Regions from separate parts of the Homo sapiens genome. Here all the other regions are linked to region 1. Evidence: chromatin loops called from intact Hi-C (ENCODE). Cell type or tissue: gastrocnemius medialis. All regions are shown on one strand. Region 1 has its middle 80 kb from the start of NOS1. Region 2 has its middle 5.4 kb from the start of NOS1. Region 3 overlaps KSR2 (kinase suppressor of ras 2). Region 4 overlaps KSR2 (kinase suppressor of ras 2).

Region 1 (8,000 bases):
CCCAGAAAGCAGCTGAGCTTCCCTTGCAGCTGCCCCCATCCCTTTCCTCTTGTCTCATACTCACAGTCCTCGGGTCCAGCCACCAGCCTGGCTTGGCGTTAGCCAGCTGGGAAAGGAATCTGGGAGAGAAAGCAAGTGAAACTCCCCAAGATGCACAATTGGGAGAGTCTCTAGCCAGCTCTCCAGGAAGCTCTGGGGGCGCTGCTCTTGGGAAACACCCCCAAGATAGACTGAGCTGGAAGGAGCCGTCTGCAGTGATTCTGTGACACTGTCACGGAGCCCTCCTCTGCATGGCTTTGGCATCAAATGCAACCACACACACACACACACACACACACACACACACACACAGAGCAGGCACTATGCCCTGCTGGACAGAATGGGCTGCAGGGATGTGCATGACCAAAATGCACCCCAGACAGCATGTGCACGCGGAAGGACACTCAGCGATGTGCACCCCAGATAGCACGCGCATGCGGACGGACACTCAGTGATGTTCCATCTCCCCAGGCCAGGCCCTGCCATCCTATCTCAAACACACTTTGCCTCCACCAAGGCAGGCAGTGGCCACAGACCACCAGGTGGTACCACCAAGTGATAACACTGTCTGTCACCACGAGGGACCCTCTCATGGATAACGGAACCTCTCCCAGCCAGGAGCTGAGGCTCAGCGTTTACAGACAGTGCAGGCTCAAGGACGACTCATGTGTCCCCCCCACTTCCTGGAGGCACTGGTGAGCTTTCCCTGTGTCCCCCCCACCCCAACATCTGTCCCATGAGCAGGCAGCCACCTCCTCCTCTGTCCCTGCTGGGATCAACTCTCCACAAGGAACCAGGAGGTGGCTGAGATCCTGCAGAGTGGCCCTGTGTGCAGGCTGCACTGGTGCCCCTAAAAGCATCTGTGGATCCTGGCCAGGGCCCTCCTTGGCCCTCAGTCGTGCTCCAGGACATGTGGCCCTCTGAAGCGCGTGGCCTCCCCCTCAGCTCCGGCCTCCAGTACAGCAGCCTCTCCACGCCTGCTTCCCACAGGGGTCTCATGCCAGCCGAGCAATGGTGCCACCCACAGCATGAGCTCTGAGGCTGGCAGGTTGGAGGGACCCAGGCTTAGAGTCCCAGACAGGCCAGCAGGGAGAACCAGCTCTGTTGGGGGTAATGAGGGCAGAGTGGAAACCCTAAAGCCTCAACTGTGCCGACTGATCCCTCCTTCACCCATCAGGTCTCCTGACACTGTCTGGGGGGAGCCCCTGCGGCTGCGTGACTGGAGGGGAAGGACACGGGGCTGGCCTGTGGTCCCCTTGTGTACCCTTAATGTAAGGCTGAGGTGACGGGGTCAGGGATGCTGTGAGGCCCTGTAACGCTTCAGGAAAATGAGCCCTACGGTAAGCCTCCACCCCATGATGCCCAGCTCGGGCACACCAGGTCCTCCTGCCTGGGGAGCTGAGCCCCCGCCTGGGTACTCACCAGCTCCGGCAAGGCCTCACCCTGGCATGGTGGCGGTCACCCCCTCTCAGACAGTGCTCCCCATCTGGAGAGGCCAGCGGCACTAATCAGCCGCCTGGCGTGGTGCAGGCCGAGCGACTGGGGTTTAATTGACACCAGGTGGCCCCTCCCCAGGGGCAGGCTGGGAGGCGGCTCTGCTGGGTTGGGAGGCCAAGCCTTGGGCAGGGGGGTTGCACCCAGACCAGGCCAGTTCAGGCTTCCCTGGGAGAGACAAGGGCAGTCAGGCAGTCACCGGCCACCCCTCCCTTCCTCTCCTGCCGGCTGCCTCCATGGCATGGCCCTGGCTTCCCCAGGCTCTGACCTTTCTTTCATTTAGAGGTGGCAGCAGCAGTGGCAGCGTCTGCCCAGGAGGAGGGTGGCTCAGGTTTCCCCCCAGCTGGCTGGGGACAGCCAGGATCGAGTGCACTGTGTCTGCAGGGACCAGGCTGTGCCCGCCGGATCCTGAGTGAGGCCACCCACGGCAGTCACAAAGGATCCCATGAACTACCTTTTATTGCACACTTACTATGCACCAGGCCAGGCATGGTGCCCACACTGTCCCCTCTTAAATCTCATGTGTCCCCAAAAGGTGGGCATTTATTAACCCACTTTGCAAGATGAGGAAACGGAGACTCAGAGAAGCTAAGCTTCTTCTCCAAGGTCACACAGTAGAAGAGCCAGAACACACATTCAGCTGTATCTGACATTGAGTCAGGGATTTTCATGGCCACCTGCAATATAGATAATGTCATCCCCATTTTTGAGATGAGGAAATTGAGGCTTAGAGAGGGGATGCCAGTTTTCAAAGTCACACAGCAAAGTACGGAACGTGGATTTGCCACCAGGTGTGTTGGGGCAGGTTGCCAGGGAAAGTAAAGTCCACTGCTAAAATACAAGCCTTCTTCCCTGACTCACATGTGTTCCTGCTTATATTAGGGCTCCAGGTTTGAGCCACAGTTTGGGGTTTAGGAGAAAGAGCACTGGACATAGAGTCAGAAAACCTGTGCCCAACTTGCTGTGTGACCTTGAGCAAGTTACTCCACCTCTCTGGGCTTGGCTGCAGCTGCTGTGAACCCCAAATGGGACATCACATGGAAAAGGCTTTGTGACTTGGGTTCACAGGGCAGGATGAGGGAGTACCAAAGTAGCCCCACTCTGCCCTGGGAGCCCTTGCCAAAGGCCCCCAACCCTGTTCTTTGTCTTTACTGCCAGCAGCGGGACTCAGCAGTGAGGAGTACACAGGTTCCGCAAGTGCACAGGGTTCAGATCCTGGCTCTGATTTGAGTCTCACAAACTGCGTGACCTTCAGAAGTCATTTTACTCTCTAGTCTCAATTTCTCCTTTCTAAAAATGTGCTCCCGGGCGCTCCCACCCTGCCTGGGCTGCGTGAAAATAAATGAGATAATACTCAGCACCTGCCTTTTTATTCAACAACATTTATTGAGCACCTACGAGACATGGGTCACTGTGCTGGGGATATAATTTTTACAGGAACAATATTCTTGTAAAAACAGTCAGTTGGCCAGGTGCGGTGGCTCACACACTTTGGGAGGCAGAGGCGGGCAGATCACCTGAGGACAGGAGCTCGAGACCAGCCTGGCCAAGATGGTGAAACCCTATCTCTACTAAAAATACAAAAAAATTAGCCGGACATGGTGGTGGGCACCTGTAATCCCAGCTACTCAAGAGGCTGAGGCAGGAGAATCACTTGAACCTGAGAGGTGGAGGTTGCACTGAGCCAAGAACATGCCGTTGCACTCCAGCCTGGGCAACAAGAGTGAAACTCCGTCTCAAAAAACAAACACACAAACAAAAAAAACCCCAAAAAACCAAAGTCAGTCACTCATGCCCCTGTGGTGGAGACAGACAAATGTAAAACCCCCACAAAAATAAATATTAATTCCTTGTGTTATGTGCTCAGCAAATAGAAGTAGCTATTATTGTTGTTGTTCACGCATTTATTCCACAGAAGAACTCACTGAGCACCTATTATGTGCCAGGTACCCTTCTAAGCATTGGGGATATAGCAGTGACCAATGCAGACATGGCTGTCCACTTTAATAATTAACCGTGACAATAAATAGCAATAATTAGCCATGACAACATATAACAATAATAATTATTATATTACTATTCTCAGGCAATGCAGGTTCTCCCCAACACATTGGATGCCCTGGTTTTCTCACTGGTAGAATTACATACCTGTCTGCTGCCATCTGGCCCTCTGGGAGCTCCAAGCTAGAGCATGGGATTCCAGAATGTTCTTAGGTCTGATCCTCAGTGAAGCTCATGGGCTCTTTTTGGTCTGACTTGCGGGCACTCTGGCAGGCGCTCATCCCCCTGGCATAGACCCAGACCCCACGTGGGTTGGGAGAAGCTGAGCCTGTGACTCAGCCAGCCTGGCTTGTCAAGCAGAGATGAGAAGGGAGCAAGCAGCTGGCTGGGCTGTTAGCCATGGGGCCCTCCCAAGCCAGGCATAGGGCAGGTGCCTGGGGGACAGAGTGGGGCTTTGAGATGACAAGGGAAGGGCTCTAAGCTCAGGTGACTGCACCCTGGTGGTGGTGGCTGTCTCTAGTAAAGATAATTTTTTTTAGAAGGAGTCTCGCTCTGTTGCCCAGGCTGGAGTGCAGTGGCACGATCTCTGCTCACTGCCACCTCTGTCTCCCAGGTTCAAGCAATTCTCCAGCCTCAACCTCCCGAGTAGCTGGGATTACAGGCATGCACCACCATGCCTGGCTAATTTTTTTGTATTTTTCATAGAGACGGGGTTTTGCCATGTTGGCCAGGCTGGTCTCAAACTCCTGACCTCAGGTGATCCACCTGCCTCAGCCTCCCAAAGTACTGGGAATACAGGCATAAGCCACCACGCCTGGCTAAGAATATTCTTATAAGAATCACAGAGTATGCTGCCTTGTGAGCGAATGAGCTTCTCATCAATTAAATAACTCCAGCAGGATGCTATAAAGGGGACTCCAGAATTGCCTGTTCATCTGTCAGATGTATCCACCAGACTGAGCTCTACCTTCTGGGTCTTGTTTACACCATCATACCTCCAGTGTGTGGCACAGAGCACATCACATAGCAGTCGGCAAATATTTCTTATATTCATATATGCACAGATCAGAATGTTCTTTCTGGCTTTGACCACATGAGACTTTGACAACAAGTAGCCCTGCCATTTTATTCATTTGTCTCTTCATTCAACAAATATATCCTGAGCACCTACTATGTGCTGTCTCCTAGGCACTGGGGATATAGTAGTGATCAAGACTGATAAAAATTTCTGCCTTCGTGAAGTCTACCGTCTCACGATTGGAATTTCATTTTTATTTTTTAGAGACGGGGTATTAGTCTGTTCTCACACTGCTCATAAAGACATACCCGAGACTGGGTAATTTAGAAAGGAAAGAGGTTTAATGGACTCACAGTTCCACGTGGCTGGGGAAGCCTCAAAATCATGGTGGAAAGTGAAGGAGGAGCAAAGTCACGTCTGACATGGCGGCAGGCAAGAGAGAGCTTGTGTAGGGGAACTACCATTTATAAAACCAACAGATCTCATGAGACTTATTCACTATCATGAAAACAGCATGGGAAAGACTCACCCCCATGAATCAATGACCCCCCCATCGGGTCCCTCCCACAACATGTGGGAGTTATGGGAGCTACAATTCAAGATGATATTTGGGTGGGGACACGGCCAACCCATATCAGACAGGGTCTTGCTTTGTCACCTAGGCCGGAGCGCAGTAGTGTGGTCATGCCTCACTGCAGCCTCAAACTCCTGGGTGATCCTCCCACCTCAGCCTCCTGAGTAGCTGGGACTATAGGCATGTGCCACCGCGCCTGGCTAATTTTTTCATCTTTTTCAGAGATGGGGTCTCACTCACGACTGGACTTTTAACTAGGTAATTTCCACAGGTGTTAATCCTGTTAATCACAGTGATAGCCATTGCCTTAGGTTTCTGAACCTTGGCCCTGTTAACATTTGGCTGGATGACTGTGGCAAGGAGCTGTCCTGTGCATTGTACGATTTTAACAGCGTCCCTGGCCTCTACCCACTAGATGCCAGTAATAACCTCCCTTCCGCCTCCACTTATGACATCCCAAAATGTCTTTAGACAGTGCCAGTGACCCTGAAGTAGTAATAACATTGTCCCTGGTTGGAAATCATAGTCATCTATTAAGCACCAACTATGCAACAGACACTTTGCATTCATTAATTTACTTAACCTCTAAAATAACTCCAGGAGGCAGGGATAATTACTATTTCCATTTTACAGAGGAGGAAACAGGAAAGACCAGTCACTTGCTTATGGTTCCCAATCGGTGCACCTAGCCCTCTGATGCGCGGCTTCCAGCACCTCCCATGCTGAGCCCATGCGCAGCTGCATAGACCAAGCCTAGAGCAGCGAGTCTCTTTCCTGGACTTTTGCAGATTTCTCTTCTGGTTCTACTCTGTGGCCTCTTGCAGAGCACAGGGATTGGGACCTTCAGAGAAGCAGCGACCACCAGAAAAATACTGCAAGCTGCAGATATAATTGTAAGTTTTCTAGTAGCTGCATTCAAAGGTAAAAAGAAACAGGCAGCATTAATTACAGTAATTAATACACTTTAATCCAGTATCATTGAGAACTATCATGTCAGTGTGTAATTAATTAAAATTTATTAATGAGACAGTTTAGTCTTTTTTGGCACCTCATTGAAATCTGGTGTGTGTTTTGCACTTGCAACTCAATTCAGATCAGCCACATCTCAAGGGTTCAGTAGCCACGTGTGGTCAGTGGCTCCCGTTTGGGGAATGCCGATCTGGAAAGTTTTGCTGACTGAGGGAATGAAGACAGGAGGCAGGATATTCTCAGCAAAATGGGCAAGGTGTCCCTGAGCCCACAGATCCTAAGGGTTGCCACACTCTACTGTCACTTTCCATTACTTGTCTGTCTCTAATGCTCGGCTGGGCTCCTCTGTGTTTATCTGTCTTTCTGTCCCTGGAGCTGAGCTCCACTGTGGGCCTTTGTAGGAGAGGCAGTTTGGAATCAGAGTGGCTGGAATCAGAGGCCAGGGTGCCATCCTGGCTTTATCATACAGGAGCCTGAGCCAGAGCCTCAGTTTCCTCATCTGTGAATTGGGGATGAATTGCTATTCCCTAGAACTTCCTGCCGTAATGGACACATGGACACCAAGGTGGTAGCCACTAGCCACGCGTGGCTATTAAACACTTGAAATATGGCTGGTGTGACAGAGGAACTGGTTTTCAAATTTTATTTAATTGTAATTAATTTAAGTGGAAGTAGCTGCCTGTGGTTCGTGGCAGTTGCATTGGACAGCACAGCTTCAGAGAGTTACTGGAGGATTAAGTATAAAGCCCCATAGCACAGAGCAGGCGTTCAGCACCTGGTGCCTTATCCCCCTGGTGGGTGGGTCCTCAATGATTGTTTGTGGAGGTCCCCTTGAGGGTTCAGCTGACTGCTGATGGTGACTGAGAGGAAATTGCCCAAGGCTGGGGACACCATCTGAGGGGATTAGAGGAAACAGCCTCTCACACAGTCCTGGGAAGAGTGCCTGTTGCTACGAGCCAGACTGGAAAGCCTCATAATTCACAGAGCATCGGTCAGATTCTTCAGAAGGGTCTTGCCTGAGTAGTGGGAAATAATTAGCCCTAAATGAAATGCAGCCCTGAGTCTGTCTAACACTCTTAAAAGCAATGATTTAGGAGCACAGTTTGGCGTTCAGACCCCAGTTCAAATCCCAGCTCTGCCTGCTGTATTACCTGCTGTGTGACTTACAGCAAATCAGTCCTCTCTAAGCCTCAGTTTCTTCACCTCTCAAATGGGCATGCATAACAACAGTGCTTACCTCATGGGGCCTTTGAGGGGACTCAATGAGCCCTCAGCAACTTTCAATAAATGGTAACAATTATTGCTGTTTGATTGCAATGGAATGCAATGGAATTTATGTTTAAAACATGCTTGGTGGATGGGCTCGTGGCTCGCGCCTGTAATTCCAGCACTTTGAGAGGTCAGGTTGGGTGGATCACTTGAGGTCAGTAGTTCAAGACCAGCCTGGCCAATATGGTGAAACCCTGTCTCTACTAAAAGTACAAAAATTAGCTGGGCATGGTGGCATGTGCTTGTAATCCCAGCTACTCAGGACACTGAAGCAGAAGAATCGCTTGAACCCAGGAGGTGGGTGTTGCAGTGAGCCAAGATTGCACCACTGCATTCCAGCCTGGGCAGCAGAGTGAGACTTCGTCTCAAAAAAAAAAAAAAAAAAAAAAGTGATCCTATGACAATTACAGGAGCGGTTGTTAGAATGTTAGAAGCAAAAGCCTGCAGAGGTGGGGGAAGGGCACACATACATGGCAACCTCTAAGAGTCCCAAGTCAGTGAGACCAAGAGCGGCGGTTCAAACCCCTGGTATCCAAGTCCAGAATCCAGGGACTCTAAAAAAACATTTTAAAGTTGATACATAGTATTTGCACATATTTATGGTGTAGGTGCGATATTTTGTTACATGCGTAGAAT
Region 2 (8,000 bases), 75 kb before region 1:
TGATTTTGATGATGATGAGAATAATCCAGCATACAGGCTGGATGGGGGGTGGGTCCCAGAAAATTGAGGCTGGAGCTGAGTCCTTGCAGTCTGGTCCCCTCCTGTTTTGGGTCCAGCGTCCCTTGCCCGAACCATTTCAAAGTTGAGCGCTGGGTTTCAGTGGTGTCATTCTCAGAACACTGCTCCCTCAATTACCATGGCAACTGGGGAAAATCAGGAAGCTAGGGGAAGGGAAGCTGCTCTTCCACTGGGCTGGCGGTTCACCTGCTCAAAACAGAGTCCACGTCTGCCTATGTGTGGGTCAAGGCCAAAAGAAGCTCAGAGTAGGGGCACTTCCTCTCTGGGAGCACAAGCTTTTTTGAAATTGGGGAGAAGGGTGGTTGGGAGGGGATGCACGGCCACGAGATGGTGGAGATAGTGGGGTCGGGCCAAGGCTGGCTGTGCCTGCAGAAGGCAGAGTTGGCTTGGGTTTGGGGAGAGGGGGACAGAAACCCCACTCCCCTCAGTTCTCTCCTCACTTCCAGGTGCCCTGGTGCGATTAAAAGCAAAGCCTTAGAATGTAGCTCTTGAGACAGAGATCTGGGAAGACAGAGCCTCAGAGCCCACGGGTGGAGCCAGGGACCATGAGGTGCCCTCTGTGTGTGTGTGTAGATGAGAGACGAAGACAGACAGACAGACACACACACACACACACAAACAGAGAGAGTCAGAGAAGAGAGAGAGGCAGAGAGATTTATAGACAAAGAGAGAGACAGAGACAGCAGAGACTGGCAGAGACAGTGAGAGACAGAGATAGAAAAACACACAGAAAGACTGGCAGAGAGAGAGAGATTGGCAGAGACGGAGATAGAAAAAACACACAGAAAAAGAGAGAGACGGAGAGATTGACAGGAAGACAGAGACTTATTGGCAGAGACAGAGAGAAAGACAGAGAAAACAGAGGGAGACAGATTGGCAGAAAGAGAGTAAGAGAAGAGAGAGGCAGAGGGATTTGCAGAGAGAGAGAGACAGATTGGCAGAGACAGAAAGAAAAAATACACAGAGAGACATATTGGCAGAGAGAAAAAGAGAGACAGAGTAAGAGAAGAGAGAGAGGCAGAGAGAGATTGGTAGATTGGCAGAGAGATTGGCAGAGAGAGAGAGAGATTGGCAGAGAGAGAATGGCAGAGACAGGAAAGAGAGACAGAGATACAGAGAAAGACGGACAGTGACAGACAGAGCCAGATACTTCCCTTCCCTCCCTCTGGTGGTTTCCCCAGGATTAACGGGAACTATGGACAACACTAGTTGCGGTAGTAAAGAGAACAATGGCCATCTTCTGTTGAGCACTTCCCATTTTGCTGGTTTTGAGCCACGCATTTAATAGGTATAACTCACTGAACCATCATAAAAATGGTAAGAAATGACTCCCTTTCTTATTCCCATTTTACAGAGGGAGAAAATAGAGGCTCTGGAGGCAAAGTGACTTGCTCCAGGTCACCCAGGTAATCTGTGGTAAAGCAGATATTAGAACTCGGGACCCCAAAGTGGAGCTTTTCCTGCCTCCTCGCCGCTGTCTTGTGGAGAAAGAGGGAGAGGGAGGATGTCAGAGCCATCTGGGGAGTGTCTAGGGTTTGGGGAGAGTGGCTCCTGGTGTTTGGGGACCCCTACCACATGAGTACGGACAGTGTCTCCAGAGATCCCCAGCAAGTGGAGGGAAGAGACTTTTACCATCAACCAGGTGGCCTTGGGACAGTCCCCAAAATGCCCCTTGGGTGTAGTGCCTTGGAAGCTGCTCTGGGCTGTCACAATAACCTGATTCCACCAGGACCTCTCTGGGGTTCAGGGGGAGATGAGGGTTGTGCCACCCTTCTCTCGAGCTATTGGAAGATCAAACCAGCTGAGACCCATCCAGGCATCAGCGTAGGGCAGGCACTTCATAAATGGTCACCGTGATAACAATTATTCTTGGTCCTTCTCTCAGGACCACACCCCTCAACCCCTGCATGGATGGTGGATGGGTGTAAAGGGTGTCCCTTCCCCCCCAGCCTCCCAGCCACTCTGGACCCTCACTGGTGCCCACCCCTCAGTGCAGAGGTGGACCCCAGGGGAGTGGAGTGCTCTGGCGGAGCCCTGGGCAGGAGGAGGAAGGGAGGAGGCTGGCCTCACTGACGTGGCTGTCACTGAGGGGGTAATACATTATCCAGGGCTAATGAAAACATAATTATCTTCTTTTGGCTGCAGAGAGGGGCTAATTTAATAGGCTGTGATCGAAAGGCATCTGCTGAATTCACCCAGCAGTGAAAACACTTGAAGCGCTTCAGGGGGCGGAAATGGACAGAGTGTGGCTGGCCGGGTCCGGCAGCTGTGTCCAGGTGGCAGCTCCCCTGGGAAGAAGGGGGTTCCTGGGGGTGCAGCAGAGGGGATGTGGCTGCTGGTAGGTGTCCTGTGCACAAACAGACCTGGGCTTCTTTCTTGCCATGAGTTCTGGGGCCAGTTATTTCTCTCTCTCAGCCTCACCTTCCTCATCTGTAAAATGGGCGTTAATCCTACCTTCCTGACATTGACTGGGAGGAGCAGATGAACGATATGAGAGAGAGCCTGGCACATTCTAAGTAAGTGTTTCACAAAATTTTCATCCCTCTTCCTGGGCTGGCTCTACTCGGCCTTCAAGTCTTAGCGCGAACTCCCCCACTTGGGAGCAGCCCCAAGCACTCTGCATGTCCCTCTTCAGAACATACAAGTTCTGTGATATTTACTTGTTCAATGCCCTCATGAGGGCAGGGTGGTCTGTCTCATCCGTCACTCCAAGGCAGTGGTTCTCAAAGCGTGTTCCCTGAATGATGAGGTCAGCATCACCTGAGAACTTGCTAGTGATGCTGATTCCAAGTCCCCACCTCAGACCACCTGAATTAGACCCTCAGGGTGGGGCCCTGCAATCTGCATTTTAAACAAGCCAGCCAGGTAATTCTGATGCATGCTCAAGTTTGAGAACCTCTGTTCCCACCAAAAACCGAACAAATGTTTGTTTAAATAAGTAGAAGAAGAGTTTACTATTAAGCTGGGGTTCAGCTATGTGATGACAATGTCTCCCTTATTAGACACCAACTATATACCTAGTCCTCTGCATTATGCCCTTGAACCTACCAAGCCATCCCTTTATCCATCACTTACCATTTCCCACACTACTTCATCCCCAAGAAATGCCCCTTGGTCTGCCTCATTGTCCTGCCTTGCTGGCCCGTTGGAGGTGTTGGAAGACCCATGGGGTGCCTCCTCTGTGTCCTTCCTGTTCCCATGGTGCGTAGGTCCCCTCTCTCCCTTAAGCAGCCCCGTCCACCCAGGGCTTCTGATTCTGGAAAGGAATTATGCTTTTGACCCTGTCTCTGGGTATTTGGCTGGGAAAGTGATTTGGACCTGCTTGTTGTGAAGGATGGCACCCATTGGTCAGTTCTGCAGTTAGAGTAAGGAAGGGCCCTTGGAGATGGCTGCCTCCAACCTAGCGTTTTACACTGGGGAGGCCAAGATCCAGGAAGGTTTGACAATTCATCCAGGGGCAGCAGCCTATCAGTGACAGATCAGTTTCCTGTCCTAACTCCCAGTTCAGGATGCAGGGTCTGAGCCTCCTAAGAGCAAAGTGGGTGTCACTAAAGTGGCCGGGGGCATGCTTCTGTAGGACCCAGGAAAAATGAACAGCGAACAGGGTTGTCTGAGAGCCCAGAACCCCCAGGAGAGGTAGGAGCATTATAGTTTCTGGGCATGTCAAAGACTCCTCCAGATATTTACAGGACTCTGGCAGAGAATAAAGAGGGAAGAACACTTTAAGGCTTAAAGAGGCAGCCTGAGCATTAAAAACACTAGATTTGTGGCTGGAACACCTGCTTTCCAGACCTGGCACTTCCACTAATGTGCAATGTGAGCTCAAGGAAACTCCTTGGCATCTCTGGGTCTCAGAAGATCTTAACCTGAAGATGGCCAAGTCCCTGGAATTATATGCAAAATCAATTGCAAGTGCGTTTTGCTGGGGTAGAAGGTTCATAAGTGTGCAGCGGCTTTTTAAAGGGTGTGAGACCTTGGAAAGGTTAAAAACAATTTCTTGCCTGAGAGCCGGCTGGCAAATTTGCAGATGCCTGAAGCTCTATGCAGACCGTTTGTCAGAGATGCAGTTTCCTAAATGACCAACAGATGGCGCGCTAAACCTTCGCTGTAGCCTTCCTGTTTTCCCGGAGACCAGCCAGGTAGGTCCATGGCTTCCTATATTCAGCTTTCAGGACCAGAACCTAGGTCCCCGCTAAGCTGGGCTGACCTGGGTGGGTTGAGAATGCTGGATCACCCCAGAAACTGTCTGCATCTCCTAGTTCCCAGCATCTGTCCACATAGAGAAGGCATTAAAAAGAATGTGAGGGCATAGGCAGGAAACGGGGTGGGGGTTGCAAGCACACCAGAGGACCAAGTAAAACATTGAGAGGAGTCCTAAGTTTGTTCTTCATACCCTCAATTGAGTCCTTCGGTTATTCCCTTCACCCTCATTACAGAATTCCCTGGTCATCTCGCCCCAATTAAAGGCAACACATTGCAAAAATTCTCTAAGCCTGGAGTTCTGATGGTCTAAATTGCACTGGGGTATGAAGGGCTGGTCAAAGTATTTGCATTTTGAAGGCACTGTTAGAGAGAAGCCAGTGCTAACCGGTGTTGCAAATGTACATACTTCCAGGGAACATGAAGTGGGCTGGGTGGGAGACATCAGGGAGTAGTGGAGCCTGTGGCTAACTGGAGCACATGCCCCTCCTAAAGACATTCACATTCAGATGTTTCCAAAATAGCGTTCCATCCAACTAAATCACTTGGGCCACTAGTATAGGAGCTCTGACCAAGGAAATGGGTTTCAGCCTGGTTAGTGGAGCTGTCTGAGTGGCAAAGAAGGTCTTAATCAGAATGTAAAATAGTGACTCCCAAACTCTCAGATGTATAAGAATTCCCTGAGAAGGGGAACACCAGCTCCTTGACCCTGCCCTCAAAGACTGGGAGTCTATAGCTCTTGGGTGGTACCCAAGAGGCTGTATTTTTAATAAGCTCTCCAGGGGAAACTGAGGCAGGTTGTCTTCTGGTTCTAAGTTGGCTACCCTGAGCTGGTAAGGCCACCCCAGTGTGCTGGACTGGGTCCTTACCCTTGCTCAGCAGATAACTGGAGTTCAATGACAGAGCTTCTCAGCACCAGTGACATCCCCTCAAGATGAAAGCAGAGATCTCTTACAATTCTGCCCTCCCCACCATATCACAGACATGTGCAAAAAAGATGACATGGGTTGACTTATTTCTAAGAATTAGGCAAATTCTGAGACCAGTCCCTAGGGGAGGATAATGGGGAGGTGGTTGAAAGAGGAAGAGGTAAGTGTTCTGGAAAGCTCCCAAACCAGGGCCAGGGTATCTGACTTCTTTATTTGACTCTAGCCTCCATCTGCTGTGTGACCTTGGGCAAGTCCCCTCCTCCCTCTGGGCCTTAACTTCACCATGTATAAAATTAAGAAGTGGTAGACTGGAGCATAGCTTCTTCCTCTGTTCTAGGACCACCTTGGGCTCTCCAGCAGTGTCTTGGGGTCTGCCTGTCATGCAGGTCAAGGGGGAAGGTTGGGGAGCTGAGCTCTGAGCTCACTCAGAGCTGTTCTGTTTTTAATCTGTCTGTGTATCTGGCTTCTTCATTCAGCTTTCATTGAGAGCTATTGGCCTGGCATCTTCTAGCATACATATAATCATTCTCTTTCCCCTCTTTCTGGTGGTCCACATGCCTGGCACTATGCCAGGGGGCTGGGGCAACCAAGACCCCCAGGCAGGCTTCTGGCTCATGAAGCACTCAGTGCCAATGGGGAAGTCAGATGAGCTCACAGTCCATAGGCCGTAACAACCAAGCCTGCTAGTGTGCTGACGCTTTGCAGCCTACACTGCCCAGAACCATGGAAAGGGATCCTGCTGGCCTCACCCTGAGTTTTAAAGCCTTAATGAGAGAACCCATTTTCTTCTCCACAGCCTGACAGCCTAGAGCTCTGTTAGCTTCATATGCTTTGACATTTGATTTATTCAAACAGACATGCGAGCAAACTGTCTTAGACTCTTCTCTAATTGTGTGGAAGAGGGGAGGGTGCAATGATCGGGCGTGATATGAAAGCTTTGGAGTCAGTCCTGGGCTTTGCTACTTCCTAGCTGTGCAATCTTAGGCAAGTTAATTACCCTTTCTGAGCCTCAGCTTTCTCATCTGGCAAAACTGGGGAAAATGATAATCCCTACTTCATAGGATTGTGCTGATTAAATGAGATAGTGGATTTGAAGCCCTTAGCACAGTATTTGGCACGTAGTACCTGCACAACAAATGGTAGCTCCTTCTCCTCCTGTTATTACTAGTGTGAGGGTCCGGCCTCTGTTTTGAGATTAGGAGCCTTTTGAGGGGTAGGAGCCATGTCCGAATCTATTCTGACGTTCTCTAGTATGCCTAGCAGTTTGCCAGTACATCCCAGGCATTCAGTTACTGAATTCAATTGCATGGAGGAATTGGACAATTTCTCTAGACCAGTGGCTCTCAAAGTGTTTTCCCCAGACCAGCATCACCTGGGAACTTGCTAGAAATGCAAATTTTATGAACCCACTCTAGACCTAGTGAATCAGCAGCCCTGGGCATGGGGCCTGGCAATCTGCATTTCGAGAAGACTCCAGTGATTCTGGTGCATTTTCAAATTTGGGAATCAGTTATCTATATCAATAATTTTCAAACTTGTTTTAGCTGGGGCATTAAAAAAATTCTAATGGGATTGTATGCAGAAGCCAGTATATAAAATAGGTGAAAGGGGAGCTATTGAGGAATCATGAAGCAGGGGGCAAGATTCTTGACTGCCCTGTCCTCCTTCGGGGAGCCCCTGGAGCACTTAGGACTTCCAGGAACACAGCTTAAAAAGGACTTCCTCACAATTTTTCATCCTCCTACTCATCTACCCACTTATCCATTCAGCCACCCACTGACCCATCCATCCATCCATCCATCCATCCATCCATCCATCCATCCATTCTTCCATCCATCCATCCATCCATCCATCCATCCATCCATCCACCCACCCATCCATCCATTTATCCAGCCAGACAACGAGCCACCAACCCATCTGTCTGTCCAACAATCCATCCGTCTATCCATCCACCAACCCAGAAGTTCATCCACCAATCCATCCATCCATACATCCATCTATCCATCCATCCCTCCATCCCTCCATCCATCCATCTGTCCATCCGTCCGTCCATCCGTCCGTCCGTCCGTCCGTCCGTCCGTCCGTCCGTCCGTCCGTCCGTCCGTCCATCCATCCATCCATCCATCCATCCCTCCATCCATCCATATCTGTTGGGAGATTATGTATCTCTTGCATTTCTCTATGTCTTGCCAGCAGAGGCACTGATTGCCTTTTTATCAGACTATCCTTTTAAGATGCTTATATAGAGAACAGCTTTGGAAGACAGAAATAATGTTTCAATTCAGAGCAAAGGGCAGGCATGTGTACTCTCCAGGATGATAAATATACTATCTCGGGAAAAAAGGGCAGGTTTGTCCAGTATACAGGATGGGGTTTCCTCTCTTGTAATCCAATCCATGTCACCTGATCCTCTTTGTGTTGGGGATTGAGGAACTGGCACAAATGCTGATACCCTGGTTATTACTGTTGCTGTGAGTAATAAAATCCTATGTCTCTGACCCAGGAATCTCATGTCTTCTGCCAACATCCATAAAACTCGGCAGCTAAATTGTTGGCTTGCATGTAGGGTAAAGCCTCCAATCCTTCACACTTCTTGACACTAGTCAGCCTCCCTCCCCATCACTCTTTCATTCCTTCAGCACAGTGTGTTGGCTACTCCAGGCATGGAAAAGAAAATCGTGTCCTAGCCTCAGAGGGCTTGCAGTTGGCTTGTCAAGGTGAAAGATAGAGACCCACTGAACACTCTAGCCATGCTGTCAGGCAGAAAGTGGGAGCTTTTTGGAAGAATGAGAA
Region 3 (8,000 bases), 93 kb after region 1:
CCTCTCTCTCCATCTCTCTGTCTGAGCTGTCACGCCCTTTCTCTTTGCCTAAGTTATTCCCTATGTCTCTCTGACCCCCTTGTACATCTCCCTCTGCCCCCAACTCCATCAGTTCCAGGAAGAGAAGGAAAGAAGATAGGGAACCTGAGTGGATTGTAGGGCCAGGGCTGGGAAGCTTGGGAAAGGGGGAAGATGTCTCTGTCTCACTTACATTGGATTCGAGGTCACCGGATGCAGGATGACCTGGGGCGCCCGGGTCGGCGTCTCCGGCACCGGCACCACATCTGAAAACCAGAGATTGAACACTCAGAAAAAAAATGTGAAGTCCACAACCCCCGCAAAGGCCTGATTCCTGGGCGACATGGCAGCCAATTTTTCACCAGATCTTGGATCTCTGCCCTTGGCCAATCTCCTTTCTCCTTTCCTGGACCACCTGGACTCTACCTGCTCAGCTGGACCAGGGTTCTGGATGACATCCTCAACAAAATTCCTCATTGTTGAATAGGGGGCTGCCAGAACCCTCAAATATCTAGCCTGAAGCATTCATTGGTCATCTCTGAATCTTTCTTTCTCCTGGGTTCCCTTTGGGATGATAAAGCCCCTTGGTTTCACATCCTCTCAGTACCCAGCTCAGGACCCTATGACCATCTCTTTCCTGCCACATGGCTCTAGACCCCTCCTCACCCTCGCCCAGTGTTCTACAGCACTCCACCCTCTCAGGCCTTTCCACGGTGCCTTGGGACCTCCTTGGGTCCCACTGTGCCCACTCTTTCTTCTCCACTTCCATGTTCAGCCATTATCCTGGAGTGTGGTGACTCCACTACCCTCTTTGATCTTAGGCACCCCCACAACATCTGCCTCCATTCATCCCAGAAACTCCTGCAATGCAGCGGGGCTTGTTCAGAAGGGGCTGCTTCCAGCTCACATGAAACTCACCTGGGAAGATGAACTGCTGCTTGTATTTGTAGTAGTGGGATGCTTGCAAAAGAAAGAAAACATCAAAGTGAGTGTCCCCAGGGAGACATCGCTTCAGGGACCAGATTGAGCTCTTACAGCCACCACATGGTCATTCTCTGCCCACCTTCAAGAGTTTCCATACTTCTGCAGACATCCCTGCAGACAAGGGACTGCAAACATGTGTAAAGAAACCAGAACTCTAAACATCCATGCCGACCCTCCCATCTGACATCTCACACTCCCTAAAATCAGACTGCTCCAACTCAAACAGACATTCTGACTACAATACCATTTTTGTGAAATGCATAATTACACACACACACACAGAAAAACTCTGCAAAGCCATAATCCAAAATATTAATTTTTTCCCCTTTTGGCAGAATGATTACAGTGGCTTAAAAAATCCTTTGTGCTTTTTCTGTACTTTCCTAATTTTCTGCAACGAGCATCGTATCAGTTTTCTTTTTTGTGCCTGTAACAAATTACTACAAACTTAGTAAAACAACACAAATGTATCCTCCTACAGTTCTGGAGGACAAAAGTCTGAAATAAGTCTTACAGGGCTGAAATCAAGCTTAGTTCCTTCTGAAGGCTCCAGGAAAATCTATTCCTTGTCTTTTCCGTTGTTTGAGGCTGCCTGCATTTGTTGGCTCATGGCTCCATCACTCCAACCTCTGCTTCTGTTGTGCCATCTCCTTCTTCTGCCTTTGACCTTCTTGCTTCCCTCTGATAAGGACTTTGTGATTATATTTAGGGACTGCCCAGATAAGCTAAGATAATCCTCCCATCTCAAGATCCATAACTTAATCATATCTTCAAAGTTCCTACTGTCCTGTAAAGCAGCATCTTCCCAGATTCTGAGATCAAGACATGGACATCTTTTGCGAATTATTCTACCTACCACAAGCATGAATTAACCTCTGTATTTAGGAAAAAATTTTATAAAAGAAATTTTCTGGACTTCACTGCCAGTTCCCTGACAATTCCTTTTACTTCTAATCTACTCGCCAGAGGCCAGGGGTCTCGGACACTTAAAGGTTTCTAACATTAGCACTTACTCCATTGGGGAATAGTGCCTGGAATAGGGGGCCAAGCGGTGTTGGGGGCAGGGGACACAGAGATTTGTGTCCTTAAGTAAATGAAGAGGGCAGGGATATAGTCAGATGAGTCTGTATTGGTGAATCCACTTTCAGAAACAATTTGATGACATTCAGGGACAAGCCACCACTGGAGTTGCTTTATCAAATATTAGCACAGTAGCTCAGAGCCTAGAGTCTAGAAGCTGATCCTCTAGGGTCAAATCTTTGCTCTGCCCTTGGCTATTTGTAGAAGCTCCAAGTCTCACTGTCCACACGTGTAAAATGAGGATAATAACAGTCCCTTCCTCAAAGGGCAAGGACCATCATTACGAGATAAAAGTGTATTGAAGGTGCTGAATTCATATTAGCTGTGAGATAAATAAACACATTTCTAAGCTCTCTTAACTAATAGACAAGAATGATTTATAGCCACGAGACAATCACATAGTTCCAAGTGCTAATGAAATCTTCTGCTTTGGGGAAGCAGACGGAACACTCTCCCTGAGGTTGAAATGTATTGATAGTTTCTTTCAGGACAGGGAGTAAGTCCTACTATCTCAGGACCTCAAACTCCTGGTTCTGTGCCTTGCACCAGTCAGTGTGCAACACACATTTGTTGAATTAACCAACTCTCTTTATCACAGATGAAACAGCAAAAACCTTGGGCTTAGTCCAATTCCAGATTATATCAAATAGTTGGAGTCCATTTTTGATTCTGGAAAATGGGATGTCCAGGGCAAGAAGCAGCTTATTCAAGGTCACAGAGCAAAGCTTTAAAAGAAAATCACCCTCCATGACTTCAGGGACTGTTTTACTATTAGATAACAGAAGTTTTTTATTACATACAACTACTTTATTAGTCAACAAGGGGCTAAAATTAAAACAGGAAAGACGACCCGAGGCTCTCAAGAGACTTGGCTGATCTTTTCCCTCCACAGCTCTGACAGTGATGGGGGATTCAGTGTCTGCAGAAAAGGTTCACTGACAGCTATGTTCTTTTTGGGCAACGGAGAGCAGGAGCTGCTTCAGAGAGTCCGAGAAGGGACAGGTGTCAGGCAACAGGACACCAGCAAATGCCTCCACACCCGAAGCCAACGCCCTCCTTGACTCCTCCCCATGTGCCATGGAACAACTCGTTCCTGGTGACTGAAAGGGAAACATATGACCAGAAGAGGAAGAAAGACATTGTTGGGAGACCTGTTCTTCCTGCTGATGACAGACACCATCAAGAAGTGGCTCTAAAGAACAACTGGTGACCTTGAGTGGGCTGCTCAGGAGAGCAGAGTGGCTCCGGGCTTTCTGGCATCCAAGATGACTCAGGACCTGGGAGGCTGCAGATGAAGTCAAAGAGACAAGCAGGCCACTCTGAAGCAGCTTCCCCTCTGGAGCCCCCATGCCTACCCTGAGGCCTCCCAAGAGAGCAGCCAGAGTGGTCTTCTAGAAGGAAGGAAGAAAGGTCAAGTCATTCTCTGCCTAAACCTTTCAACTGCATCCCATGGAGTCTCACATAAAATCTAAAATCCTGCCAGGACCAGACCCTGTAGCTCTGAGTCTCTCTGGAGGCCACTTTCCCTTGTTTATGGCACTTGGGCCCCTTCTTGTGGCTGGGCCTTTGCCTTACTTCCCCCACCTGCAAAACTCAGCCATCCAGTGACCCTCCAACCTAAATCTGTTCTCTTGCATTTGCTCAAGGACTCTTAGCCATCTTAGCTAAGAGCAAAGGCTCTTAGCCATCACAGCCTTCATCACAATCTATAATCCTATTTTCATGCATATGTTTATTTGGTTAATACCTTTTTTTCTCACTAAGCTATACTTTTCATGAGAACTGGGGCTGTTGTCGGCAGAATAATGCCTGCCCCTGCCGCTACAACATGTCCAGGTCCTAATCCCTGGAAACTGTGAATCCATTTCATTACATGGCACAAGGGACTCTTTGGATGAGATTACTTAAGGATCTTGAGGTGGGGAGATTATCCTAGATCATCTGGGTGGGCTCAATGTCACCACAAGGGTCCTCAGAAGAGGAAGGCAGGGTCAGAGAAGGAGATGTGATCATGCAAGCAGAGGCCAGAATGAGGAGGGGCGACAAGCAAAGTTATGTGGGCAGCCCCTAGATGCTGGCAAAAGGCAAGGAGATGGATTCTCCCTGAGACCTTCCAGAACAAACCAGCCCTATTGACATCTCGGTTTTTAGCCCAATGAAGCCCGTTTTGGACATCTGGCCTCTAGAACCATAAGATAATAAACCTGTGTGCTTTTAAGCCACAAAGTATGTGGTCATTTGTTACAATAACAATAGGAAGTGAATCCAGGGGCCATGTCTGGTTTGTTCCCTGGTCCAAACCTAGTGCCTAGTACAGTAGCTGGTACACAGTAGATGCGTAATAAATACTGTTAACAAAATGAATGGATGAACACAGTCTGAGGGCCAAGAAGAAAATTTGAAGAGAAAAAACTGCAGCCCTGGGCAGTGCATGAAATTCAGGTCATTCATTCATTCAACAAACATGTAATGAGTGCCTTCAGTTGCAGGCAACATGTTGGGCTTTGAATGTGGAGTGGTGAATGAAGACACATTGCCTAGTCTCATGCAGCTGGCATTCTGATGGAGGAGACAGACACTTAACAAGTGAGTATGTAAACCAGATCATGGCACAGAGTGATGAGCATAAAAGAGGCACTCAGGAGAGACTGATGGAAAGGGAAAGGGAGGAAACACTCTCATGAGCCCACATGGCCCAAGTGAGGTCTCAGAAATCCTGCAAATTCCACCAAAGGCAGATTCCACCTCCTTTCTTCTCCCTTTGAGCCATTAGAATTCACCATTTCCTGGAGTTGTGTGTGTGTGTGTGTGTGTGTGTGTGTGTGTGTGTGTGTGTGTTTCAAGATGGCTCTAGGTGGCTCCAAAGACAGAAGGTATTTGGCTCCAAAGAAAGAAGGTATTTGAACACTCCAGCCTCAGAAACCCATAAGACAATCATTTTCGAAGCCTCTTCATCTGTCTTGCCATGATGGATGCTACCACAACTCTGCTCATCAGTAGCAGTGAACTAGCCCCATGTTACTGATGAGAAACAGACCTAAACAGAAGCAATACCATGCTCAAAATCACACAGCTAGCAAGGAGCAAAGCTGGGATCCAACTCCAGGTCTGTCTGTCCATGCAGCACTCTTGATGTCACCTTATACTGAGCCATGTCCACATGGCCCCAGGACTCAGGGAAAGGCTGATAACAGGAGGTCCACCCAACTGGCAGCACACAGTCACAAATACCACCGAGGCTGCACACGCCATTCTTGGGGTTCTTATATCCTTTTCACCACATGTCCTGAGATTAACAAATGAGTTAAATGGCTGGTCAACCCCCCCAGCCCCTTTTGGACAAGAATGTTCTAGATGAATCAGTGCTGGGGACATTGTTATGCCTAAGCTTTAGCTTAAATAGCCTTCAGAAAACTCAACATCTGGCAGGGACCCACAGGCAAAGCTCCATTTTTCATCAACAGAAGCTCCCAGTCAAGAGTGGGACAGCTAGCCAGATCTTTGTACAAACACGACAGGTACTCTTGACCCTGGGAGTGTTTTGCTAAAACCACCTAAGACACAGGGTAGGCCCAACTGTACTTCCAAAAGGTTCTGTTTTGTTTTCCATTTCAGCACTGAATTTTATTATTATTCGATTCTAAAATGGATGCACACTCATATATATCGTAGAAGTGCATGAGATAAAGTCCCTGTCCTCAACAGCTGCCATGAAGTTCTTCTAGACTTTACTGCACACATGCCAACACATATATGCACACTGGTACACAGACATATATATATGTAAATATTTTACAATAAATAGAATATTATACTGATGACTTTGCAAATCACTTATTTTCTACTTAAGAAACATTATGGATATCTTTCCATGTCAGGAAATCTATATAGAGTACTACATTCCTTTGAAAGTTTGCAGAATATTTGGTTATACGGATATATGTGTGTATTCAACCATTCACCACCTACTCTTGATGGGCATTTGGGTTAATTTCAGTTTTCACTGTTACAGTGAAGTCCTTACACACAGATCTTTGCACCCTAGTGCAAGCGTTTCTGTATATAAAGTCCTAGAAGTGATATAATGGTCAAAGGAATGCACATTTAAAACTTTAACAGGGCTGGCTATGGTGGTTCACACCTGTAATCCCAGCACTTTGGGAGGCCAAAGTGGGTGGATCACCTGAGGTCAGGAGTTCGAGATGAGCCTCACCAATATGGTGAAACCCTGTCTCTACTAAAAATACAAATATTAGCTGAGTGTGGTGGTGTGCACCTGCAGTCCCAGCTACTCAGGAGGCTGAGACAAGAGAATTGCTTGAACCCGGGAGGTGGAGGTTGCAGTGAACCAAGATCGCACCACTGCACTCCAGCCTGGGTGACAGAGTGAGACTCCATCTCAAAACAACAACAACAACAAAAAAACTTTAACAGAAAATGCCAAATTACCTTCCCCAAATGTTGAGTTCAGTTCATACTCCTATGTCAAGGTATATGGGGATTTCATCTTTCATTCTACAATTCTGTCTAGGTCCTCATATTAATTAGCAGTGATGATGAGAAATGCAAATAAAGATAGCCACTGTACTTTATTATTATTGTATTTAATAATAATCCAAGGAGCCCAGATTTGTTGAGGTCTTCAATGAAACTGTCACCCTGCTAAGCTTTGTCCATGTATTATGCCATTTCTTTCTAAAACAATTATCTAAGGTGGGTACTATTATGATCTCCATTTTATAGATGAGAACACTGAGGCCCAGAGAGGCGAGTTATTTGTCCAGCATCACACAGACATTAAGTGGTAAAGCTGAGATTTGAACCTAAGCAGCTTGGCTGCAGAACCCATACTCTAACTGCCATGCTGAAGTGCTTTTACCCAAAGGACCCCTTAGCCCAGTCCCCAAAGAGGGCCAGGACCTTGTCATGGCCTGTCATGGAGCAGATGGGGATAAGGTGGCACGCTAGAACAGCAAATTGTCAGGCACCCCTTCTTGAAGACTCTGGCTGAGGGAAGGAAGGAGCTAAGGGACACCCTGATTACTCCTGGCTAGGCAGGTCTCTTGTCTGAAGATGCCAGCAGATTCTTTAAGGGATGAAAAGAGCTGTGGTCCTTTTGTGCACAGTTCTCCCATAAAACGGCCCTTCCCCATCCCTTGGTCCATAAATAAGTGCCAAACAATTTCAGAGAAAATACTCCTGAAGTCAGTGTCTCCAGGGAGTGAAGTGGCTATTGGAAAGCATCGGGCTCACTTCCCCCAGGTGTGGGTGGTCATGGGAAGTCTAACGGTCTTTTTTTTTCCCTTCATCCCCTTCTGAAGAAGTAAAAATGAACAACCCTGGAGATGGCGGTGGGAGCCTTCTGTCTGTGGAAGTGCCGGGCAATGAATCGGTGGCATTTACTAAGACGATTCAGCTGGTGACTCACATTGCAGTCCTTGGTGGCTGCCAGATGAGTGGCCCCTACACTAGGTGGATATGAGGCTGTTAAATTCAGACTTGAACTTAACAAAAAACCCAAAGTTCCAAGAATTCAAAATATGTGCCATCTCTGTGGATATAACCCAAATCAAAACAGTGTGGGCAGGTGCTGTGATTGGCTTGTCCTCAGATGGATGGATGGTTGCATGTGGGTGCCGCCCAGGTGTGGGGTGGGGCCTCTGTTTGCCTCCTGGCCACTCACTCATGCCTGGTTAAGCTTAGAGGTGTGAACTGTGGCCAAGGACCTGGGATTTTTTTCATAGTGTGAAGCTTGTTGACTCAGGAGGAAATCAGGTGCTAGACCAGAGCATCCAATGGAACTTTCAGTGATGATGGAAATGTTCTACACCTGAGCCATTCAGTACGGCAGCCACCAGCCACATGTGGCTACTGAGCCCTTGCAATGTGGCTAGTGTAACCGATAAGCTAATTTTTAA
Region 4 (8,000 bases), 81 kb after region 1:
CATTTTGGACTCAGCTGCACACCTCTCAGTTAGTGCCTGAGAGAAGAGGTTTCCAAGGTGTGCCCGAAGCTCTTGGCAGTTGTAAAGGCAGTTTGCTCCAGGTGGGAGGAAGGACCCGCTTTCTTTAAAGCAGCAGGTCTCACAATTGAGCATGAACAAGAATTCCATATAGGGCTTCTTAAAACCCAGCTTGTTGGACACACCCGCAGAGGTTCTGATTCAGCGGGGGAGGGTGGGAGAGAGAATTAACATTTCTAACAAGTTCACAGGTAAGGCTGGTTAGGGAACCACATGATACGAAGCACAGATTTACATAATTTTAGAGTTCTACAAAATAATTTGGGGAGTGGGGAAGGGGGTGACGTGGGGGCTTCTGTGAGGGACTGTACGTTCTCTGAGTTCTGCACAGCAGTTTTGTGAGCTGCTAATATTTGTGGAATGAGTGTTTTGCAGGGAAAGATAGAGTGTGTGCATTTCTTTGAGGGGATGTGGGAAAGAGAACAGGAGAGAAAGAAGAGAAGATGGTGTGTAATTTAGCGTATATATAGAAGAGGAGCGAGTGTGTGTGTGTGCGTGTGTGTGTGTGCACGTGTGTGTGTGCATGGTTGTGCTGGTGCCACAGGAATTTACAGGGTATTGGAGAAGCACATAAACACCGGAAAATCAAGGCTACAAAAATGAAACTCAGTTCTAATAGGCCAGTGGTTCTTAAACTGTGGCGTGAACAAAATCCCCTGGCACTTACTAAAAAGGATAGAGGTCCAAGCTAATTGAAGTAGGATGGGGCCTCAGCCCTGAATTGTGATCAATTTCTCCAGGTGATTGTGATATGACCAAAAATGCAGAATCTCTGTGTCACCAAAGTGCTCACAGATGGAGCCCATTCCCCTTGGTGTAGCTAAGGCGGCCATTGGCAAAGAAGGAACCTACCAGACTAGTATTTAGATATACATTTGCTTAGTCCCAGTTCTGCCAGTTATTTGTTCTATGATTTGGGCAAGGGCTCCCTCTGCCTTTCTGACCTCAGTTTTCTCACCTGTAAAATAGGCACAAGGATAAATAGGAGAACCTCACCACGCCTGGCCTGAAGCGAAGCACTTGCTGAAAGCTGATGGAATCTGCTGCTTTTTTGGTTTATTTTTGAGGGCTCTGTCTTGGTTCTACCCCACAACCAGGGAACTGATTTCAGCAAAAAGGCTCAGCCACGCCACCTAGCATGGCTTGGCTTCTGCTGGTTCAGAGCCTTACCCACTGTCAGAACAGCAACCCTAATATGGTGATCTTCATAACACAGGGTTTGCCAGTCTGACCGAGGGCAGCAAAATGGGGTGAAAGCAAGGACACTGAGTGTCCACCAAGATCATCAGCCCTTTGATTACAATGGGAAGTTAGGGCAGATAAGCAGATCATTTCCTTAAACTGTCGTTGCCTTTGCACTAGGCAAAATATCTCCCTTTGTGCACCCACCCTTTATTTTTGAGGCTTCCTCATTCTTGTCCTCCAACAACACCATGTCACACCCCTGCCTACAGCCCTCCAACGGCTGCTCACTGCCCTTGGCATAAAATCAGGACTCCTCACCAGGGATTCTATAACTGAGGGTTCAAACCTGGCTGTGTGATAGAGTCCCCTGCACTCTGGACAATGTCTCGAGGGCATTTTGGTTGTCACAACTTGACGCTTAGTGCTACTGGCATCTAGTGAGTAGAGGCCAGGGACGCTGCCAAACATCCTACAGTCCCCACCACAAAGGCTTTTCTGACCCCAAATATCAGTAGTGCTGAAGATGAGAGACTCTGCTCTGGGGCAGGGCCAGGCACTGTTACTGTATTAAAAGCTCCCCTTCCTCCACCAGGCTTGAGAACCCCTGCCCTCTCCAGTCTTGCTCCTGACAGCTTCTCTACCCTCACCTTCTCCCCTTTGCCCTCACCTGCCACCATCACAGTCTTTTTTCTGGAATCTGCATTTTTACAACTTTCCTCTCCTAGGACTCTGGTGCAGGAAGGTCCAGGTACGCCATCTTTGAGAAGCACTGTTCCCAGCTGCTTCTCAAACACAGCTCATTATCAGACAAGCAAAGAATACTGTCAGAGTTGGCAGGACACTGCAAGAAACATCCGCTTCCACCTGCTCATTTTACAGAAGGAGAAACTAAGGCTTGTGAAACCCTAGGTAGCAAGGTAGACGGGTGAGAGACACTTTCACTCAACTCTATTGGCTTTCAGATTTCACTTGGAGTTTTTAACATGAGTGATTGCGCAGACCGTCGATAGCTTTGCAATAATCCCATAACGACCCAATTGTGAAACAATTTAGCAATCCTGCTGCTAATAGCATTTGCGGCTATAGCAATTGGGTAACTAGTTGGTTATTACTCATTCCCCAAGAGCCACACATATTGCATTGCAAGGAAGCTAATCTTAGAAATACTTGTTAACTTCGATGATAATTACTAAGTAATTGGCTAGAATGTGCCACTGTGAATTGATCCAGAATATGCCAGGTAATTATCTGGTCTTATGTTCCCTGTAAAATAAATCTAGGGTCCAAAAATGGTTCCAGTTGGTTGGCTATTGTCCAACCATCAACCTCTGCCAGCCAATCGTGCGAATGCAAGTGATTAATCAAATTACTCAAATATTTGGTTTCAAACTGAACGTGCAGATAAGAAACCTGGAGAGCCAACAAGTGGACAGTGCTGAACAGAAAGAGGGATGCACAGAGCCCCTCCCTAAGATAAATATATAACAACACAATAATATGGAATCAATGCCACTTCTTTGGGGCTCATCTGGCATCCTCACACAAAATACCAAAACACTTCAGAGACCAATTACACATCCCAAAGCTGCAGAGTCTTTATCGTGGTGCCAGGAAAAGGCTGGGCTATTTGTGAAATCTGTAGGCAGTTATGGCGCTTGGGGAGGGGGGCTCAGAATTTTGTACATAATAGAAGAGGGCCGCAAATGCAGCTGGCTTGCAGGATGAGCAACACATTTTCATAATGACCACTCGTTTTTCAAGGATGGCTGCTGAGTTTGTCTATTTCCAACTTGCTAGCCTTTGAGAAGGGGGTGAGGGAGGCATGGGGATTAGGCTTCATAGGTAATGCTGAACAGGGAGGCAGGAGGGTGGTAAGGAACTGACCAGACAGAAAGATGGGATAAGAGCTTAAGATGGGAGCAATGGAGAGAAGGCCAGGGGTGGGGAAAAGACCACCCTCCAACCAGACTTGTGTATCCCAAGTAATAGGCTATTGACTGCTGCTAAAAGATGATGATATATACTGGGTAAGAAAGGGAAGGAAAGGGAGCTAAGGGCCTCTCTGTAGTAAATCGCAAAAATAGCCACAGATTGTCCCCACCCTGCATCCATGTCCTTGCAGTGGGACATTGCAGATCTTCCCATTCAGAAGTAGAGGCTGTGTCTCCATGCCTTGAATCTAGTGGATAATAGGAGTTGCTCTGGCCAACAGATGTAGGTCTTGACCTCTTGCTACACTTGGAAACCTGAGACCGCCATGAGAATGAGCCTGAGCTAGCCTGTTGAGGATATCCCCTGACAATCTGCCAACCAGCAGACACACAGATGAGGGCATCTAAGACTGACTATCCCCTTGTTGACCCAGAGCTGACCACAGCCAACTACAAGAACCCAGCTACTGAGTCTGGCTCAGCCCAGAACTATCCATAGGATAGAGAGAAACCACTAAGTTGTGGAGTAGTACTCAGCAAAAGCTTAAACTCAGAACAGCTCAGCCCCTGAAGATTACCTGGGCTGATTGCTTCAGAGCCACTTCTGTCTTGTGCAGAGTTGAGAACCACCATTTTTACCCTGATTTAAGGAGGCTTGGAGGCCCATCCCTAGATCTCTAATCTTTCACCAGCGCTTATCATTCAAAGCACGAGTCACTCCAGTCAACCCACCATCTGCATCATCTATGGATACAGAATATAATGTACCTTCTACCAATCACCAAGTTCTCATAAGTGGACTTAAGAAGGTTTTGTCTCACAAGGGAAGAGATCAAAGACACACCAGCTCTTCTCTGAGCCCACAGCATCTGTTCTGGGCCTGGTAAGATGCAAGACTTGTGCATTTGGGGTCTCACTGCTTGAGCTGAGTAGAGCAAGGAGAGAGCTCCTAACAGCCCCTTGGCATCACAGGTCATACTAAGAATGCCATTGCAGAGGCCAGTCCTTATGTTACAGGGGAGTCAGCGCCAGAGTTTAAAAACAAACCAAAGGATTGTTTCACAACTGTTCCATCAAAACCAAAGCTATTTTTCTCCCAATGCCTCAAGCCTCTGGGAGAGGCCAGAGAGCAAATCTGAGAAAGTCCAAGAAACATTTTCGCAATGTTAGTTCTCTATGAACTATCCCTTCTTTGTACCCATAGACCACAGATCCTGGATATTCCAAACCACAATGGTAAAGACAGCAAATGTGCTCTGCAACTTTCATGAAAACCAGAGTAACACTTATCAGAATCTTGGCTCATGCTTGTCATCCCAGCACTTTGGGAGGCCAAGGCGGGCGGATCATCTGAGGTCAGGTGAACAAGACCAGCCTGACCAAAATGGCGAAACCCTGTCTCTACTAAAAATACAAAATTAGCCAGGCATGGTGGCACATGCCTGTAATCTCAGCTACTTAGGTGGCTGAGGCAGGAGAATCGCTTGAACCCGGGAGGTGGAGGTTGCAGTGAGCCGAGATCACACCATTGCACTCCAGCCTGGGCAAGAAGAGTGAAACTCTGTCTCAAAAAGAAAAAGAATCTTAATCAGGGGTTTGCAGACTACGGCCCATGGGACAAATACAGCCCACTCCCTGGGTTTGTAAATGACGTTTTATTGGGACACAGCCCTGCAATTTCATTTGCAGATTGTCTATAGCCGCTTTCAGACTACAGTGGTTGAGTAGAGTAGCTGCTACAGAAACTGTACAACCCACAAAGCTGAAAATATTTACTATTGGGCCCCTTACAAAAAAAAGTTGGCTGACTCCTGATTTAGTTGAATATACTCATTTCACATATGGAGAAAGTGACTCTTGGAGAAGCTGTTACACAAATACTTGGAATAGAGGGGGAACTAGACCCGATGTTTCTAATTCCCCATTTAGTAGTCTTTGGTTTTGCTAAAGAGTTTTAGCATTAAAAATATTTTCTGGGGTTAGGCGTGGTAGCTTACAGGCCTGTAATCCCAGCAGTCTGGGAGGTCAAGGCAGGAGGATTGCTTGAGGCCAGGAGTTTGAGACCATCCTGGGCAACATAGCAAGACCCCATCTCTACCAAAAAATTAAAAAATTAGCCAGGTGTGATGGCACACACCTGTAGCGCCAGCTATTTGGGAGGCTGAAGCGAAAGGATCTCTTGAGTCCAGGAGTTCAAGGCTGCTGTGAGCTATGATCATACCACTGCATTCAAGCCTGGGCAACAGAGGGAGACCCTGTCTCTAAAAAAACAAATAAGTAAAGTATTTTCTGGAATCTTAAATCTTAAACCATGTAAGTAAACTGTGCATGGTAGAACTAGAGATGGTCTATTAACCAGAGTGGTCAAGTAAGCAGAAAACCATTTCTCAACCATGCCAGAAGCAGAGTTTTGCCAATCCCTGGGTAGAAGCCCAGGTGGAACTGACCTGGTGATGATGGCCAGGTGAGGCGGGCTCATGCAGGCACCCATGAAAAGCACCACGTTCTCATGCCGTGTCTGCCTGTAGGCCATCACCTCCCGCTTGAAGGCCTTGAGCTGGTCCTCGTTGTCCCTCTCAATGTCAATCAGCCGGATGGCCACCTCGCCATGCCAGCGGCCGTGGTACACTTGCCCAAAGCGGCCCTTTCCAATGAGCTCGCCGATCTCCAGCTGCTCAAAGGGGATGTCCCACTCCTGAAGGAAGATGCTGGTCTGGCTGGCCTTGCGTGGGAAGCTCCGGGCCGAGAGGAGGGACAGGTTCATCTCCTCGAAGTCATCCTCTGACTCTTCGGCCTCATCATGGACCTCTTCATTCTGTGGCCGGAGTGGGAGAGAGGTCAGAATTGTGTCTGCCACTGCCCCAGCCTCCCTCATGGTCCTGCTGGGTCCCGTGCACATGCGTAGGTCTGGGCACATCTCTACATGCATTTGGAGCTTGTGCAGACATACGTCCCTCTGTTTCCCCAGCTCTAGAATCTGGTCTAGAATCATACTACAGTGAAGGTGCTGAAAGGGAGATCATGATCATCCACCTCTCTTGTGCTAAATGGGGGGATACTGAGGCTCAGAGAGAAGTGTTATAGGGATCGCCCATTCTAGTTTGCTGGAATCTTCCTGGTTTTAGCACCGAAAGTCCCATATGTTGCCCTGGGAAGTGACTCACTCCAGGTCATGCAGCCAGGCAGAAGAGGGACTAAGATCCAGGTCTCTGGACTTGAATATCCGATGGCCTTCCTATTCTTCCATAGTCTTTTGGTTTGGCTGTTTACGTGCATGTGATAAAGTTGACAGGCTAGACAGGCTAAAACAATGGGTACATCGTGCATCTGCATGTAACACATGACAACTGCCAACATGGAGTATCTTTTGCTTCCCCCAGGGAATTTGGAATTGATGATTCAAAAACTGGGAGAGGTCAGAGCTACAAGCTAGCTGTCTGAGGCTCCTACAGCAGCTGGGAGGGTAGGAGACATGAGAGTGAGGGGTTAACAGAATGGGCTTAACAATCAGACAAAGAGAGCTGAAATCTGGCCTCTGTATGACCTTGAGCCAGTTGCTTTACTTCCCTGAGGCTGCCTTTCCTCATTGTAAAGTGGGGGTAATAAAATCTGCCCCAGGGCCGGTGTGAGGTTTTAGATGAAGGCCTGTTAAGTTCTTTGTACAGACCTGACCATCTGTATTAAACACCGACTGGGAGGCCCGAGAAAATGCAGATTCCTGGGCCCCACCCAGCACTATTGGATCAAAATATCCGCAGGCCAGGACCAGGAATCTGCATTTTTATCATGCACACACACGACTCAGGCGTACTTCGGCGTAACTACCACTAGAGTTAAATGCTCAAGGTGTAGGGACCCACCTTATCAGCATGATATCTAGGGGTGCTTGGGGGCGAATTGCCTCTTGGATTCTCCTGCAGAATTGTGGGAGCAGCAGGTGGCCAGGGCCAGCGGGGATTCCCAGAGACCCTGGGACCTGATGAAACAGCCTGAGAAGGTGGCTTCTTGACTGGGTACAGCTCTTCCTGACCCAAAATACCTGGGCAAGCTGCCCCTGATGGCACATTCAGGAGAAACAATACAGGGGACATTGATTTCTCCCGGGATCATTTTTCAACAACCAAAATAGTCCCAGAAAAGAACACGATTTTCCTTGGAAGCCCTGACTCAATTCCTTTCAGTATGAGACCCAGAGCAGTTGCAGAGCTGAGGGGCCAGGACTCCATGGTTTCCAGCCAGGGCATTTCATGTATTTCTGCAGCCACTTAGGCAGGTGGGAAGAAGCCCCAGAGCATTCTCAACACTTCTAAGCCCAGCATCCCTGAGGCCCCCACCTCTTCCCACATATTCTTTTGAAGGCAGCGGGGCACATCCCCCTTGGTATTCACCCGGCCCTGAGCTGATCTTTCCACTAAGAATGCAAATCTCTTGACAATTTCCACACAACTGGCTTTTCCATGATGCATGCCATATAATGGCCCATTAGACTCAGTGCTGGGAGGGACCACTGCTTGCTAATTGTCCCAGAGTTAGAATATCCATCAGTCAGGGCCACCACAGCCCCCACCTGACCCCAAGCCCTCTGCGTCATCCAAAACGTCAGTCGGCTTTGCCAAGTTCTGGGCAGTCCCTGGAAAATGTCGCTTCACTGCTCTCTGATTCTCACCTCCGACGTTGGCTCCACTTCAATTTGAAGTAATGGATTTCCTTCCAAGCTGTAAAGAAAGAAAAATAAACGTGATCCCTAGGTGAAAAGGCAGGTCTATATATTGAGTTTAGCTATGTACGAAGAATCCCCAGATCGGA

What was found. A loop is a pair of places that touch in the nucleus more often than their neighbours do. Peaks named below come from ENCODE experiments on the same cell type or tissue, not always from the same donor. Only the 100,000 strongest peaks of a DNase experiment are listed, where the experiment ranks them.
Region 2: it touches region 1 in a loop (8-fold over the local background); 3 of 110 quality-filtered maps call a loop at or near these places.
Region 3: it touches region 1 in a loop (11-fold over the local background); 3 of 110 quality-filtered maps call a loop at or near these places.
Region 4: a loop joins it to region 1, with 4 times the contacts of the local background. A loop is called at or near these places in 4 of 110 quality-filtered maps.

What each region holds. Positions count from the first base shown.
Region 1 is chr12:117,438,051-117,446,050 of GRCh38, forward strand. No RefSeq gene overlaps it. Among named protein-coding and RNA genes, the nearest start is that of NOS1, 80 kb to the left of the region's middle. RefSeq lists promoters at 1,497-1,843, 1,497-1,636. In gastrocnemius medialis, CTCF peaks have their summits at 1,793, 2,022, 4,033 (motif pointing left) and 4,235; DNase peaks (open chromatin) are centred at 441, 1,270, 1,861 and 3,881; H3K4me3 peaks cover 3,486 bases; H3K27ac peaks cover 5,127 bases.
Region 2 is chr12:117,363,049-117,371,048 of GRCh38, forward strand. No RefSeq gene overlaps it. Among named protein-coding and RNA genes, the nearest start is that of NOS1, 5.4 kb to the left of the region's middle. RefSeq lists a promoter at 1-356. In gastrocnemius medialis, CTCF peaks have their summits at 4,158 (motif pointing right) and 4,368; a DNase peak (open chromatin) is centred at 4,163; H3K27ac peaks cover 1,163 bases.
Region 3 is chr12:117,530,730-117,538,729 of GRCh38, forward strand. It overlaps KSR2 (kinase suppressor of ras 2), which reads right to left. Exons shown (of 20, transcript NM_173598.6): 11 at 937-978; 12 at 212-284. Among named protein-coding and RNA genes, the nearest start is that of NOS1, 170 kb to the left of the region's middle. In gastrocnemius medialis, no CTCF peak of the experiment used is centred here; a DNase peak (open chromatin) is centred at 3,122; H3K27ac peaks cover 2,872 bases.
Region 4 is chr12:117,519,211-117,527,210 of GRCh38, forward strand. KSR2 (kinase suppressor of ras 2) reads right to left here. Exons shown (of 20, transcript NM_173598.6): 13 at 7,861-7,909; 14 at 5,642-6,009. Among named protein-coding and RNA genes, the nearest start is that of NOS1, 160 kb to the left of the region's middle. In gastrocnemius medialis, no CTCF peak of the experiment used is centred here; DNase peaks (open chromatin) are centred at 3,541, 4,173 and 4,561; H3K27ac peaks cover 2,872 bases.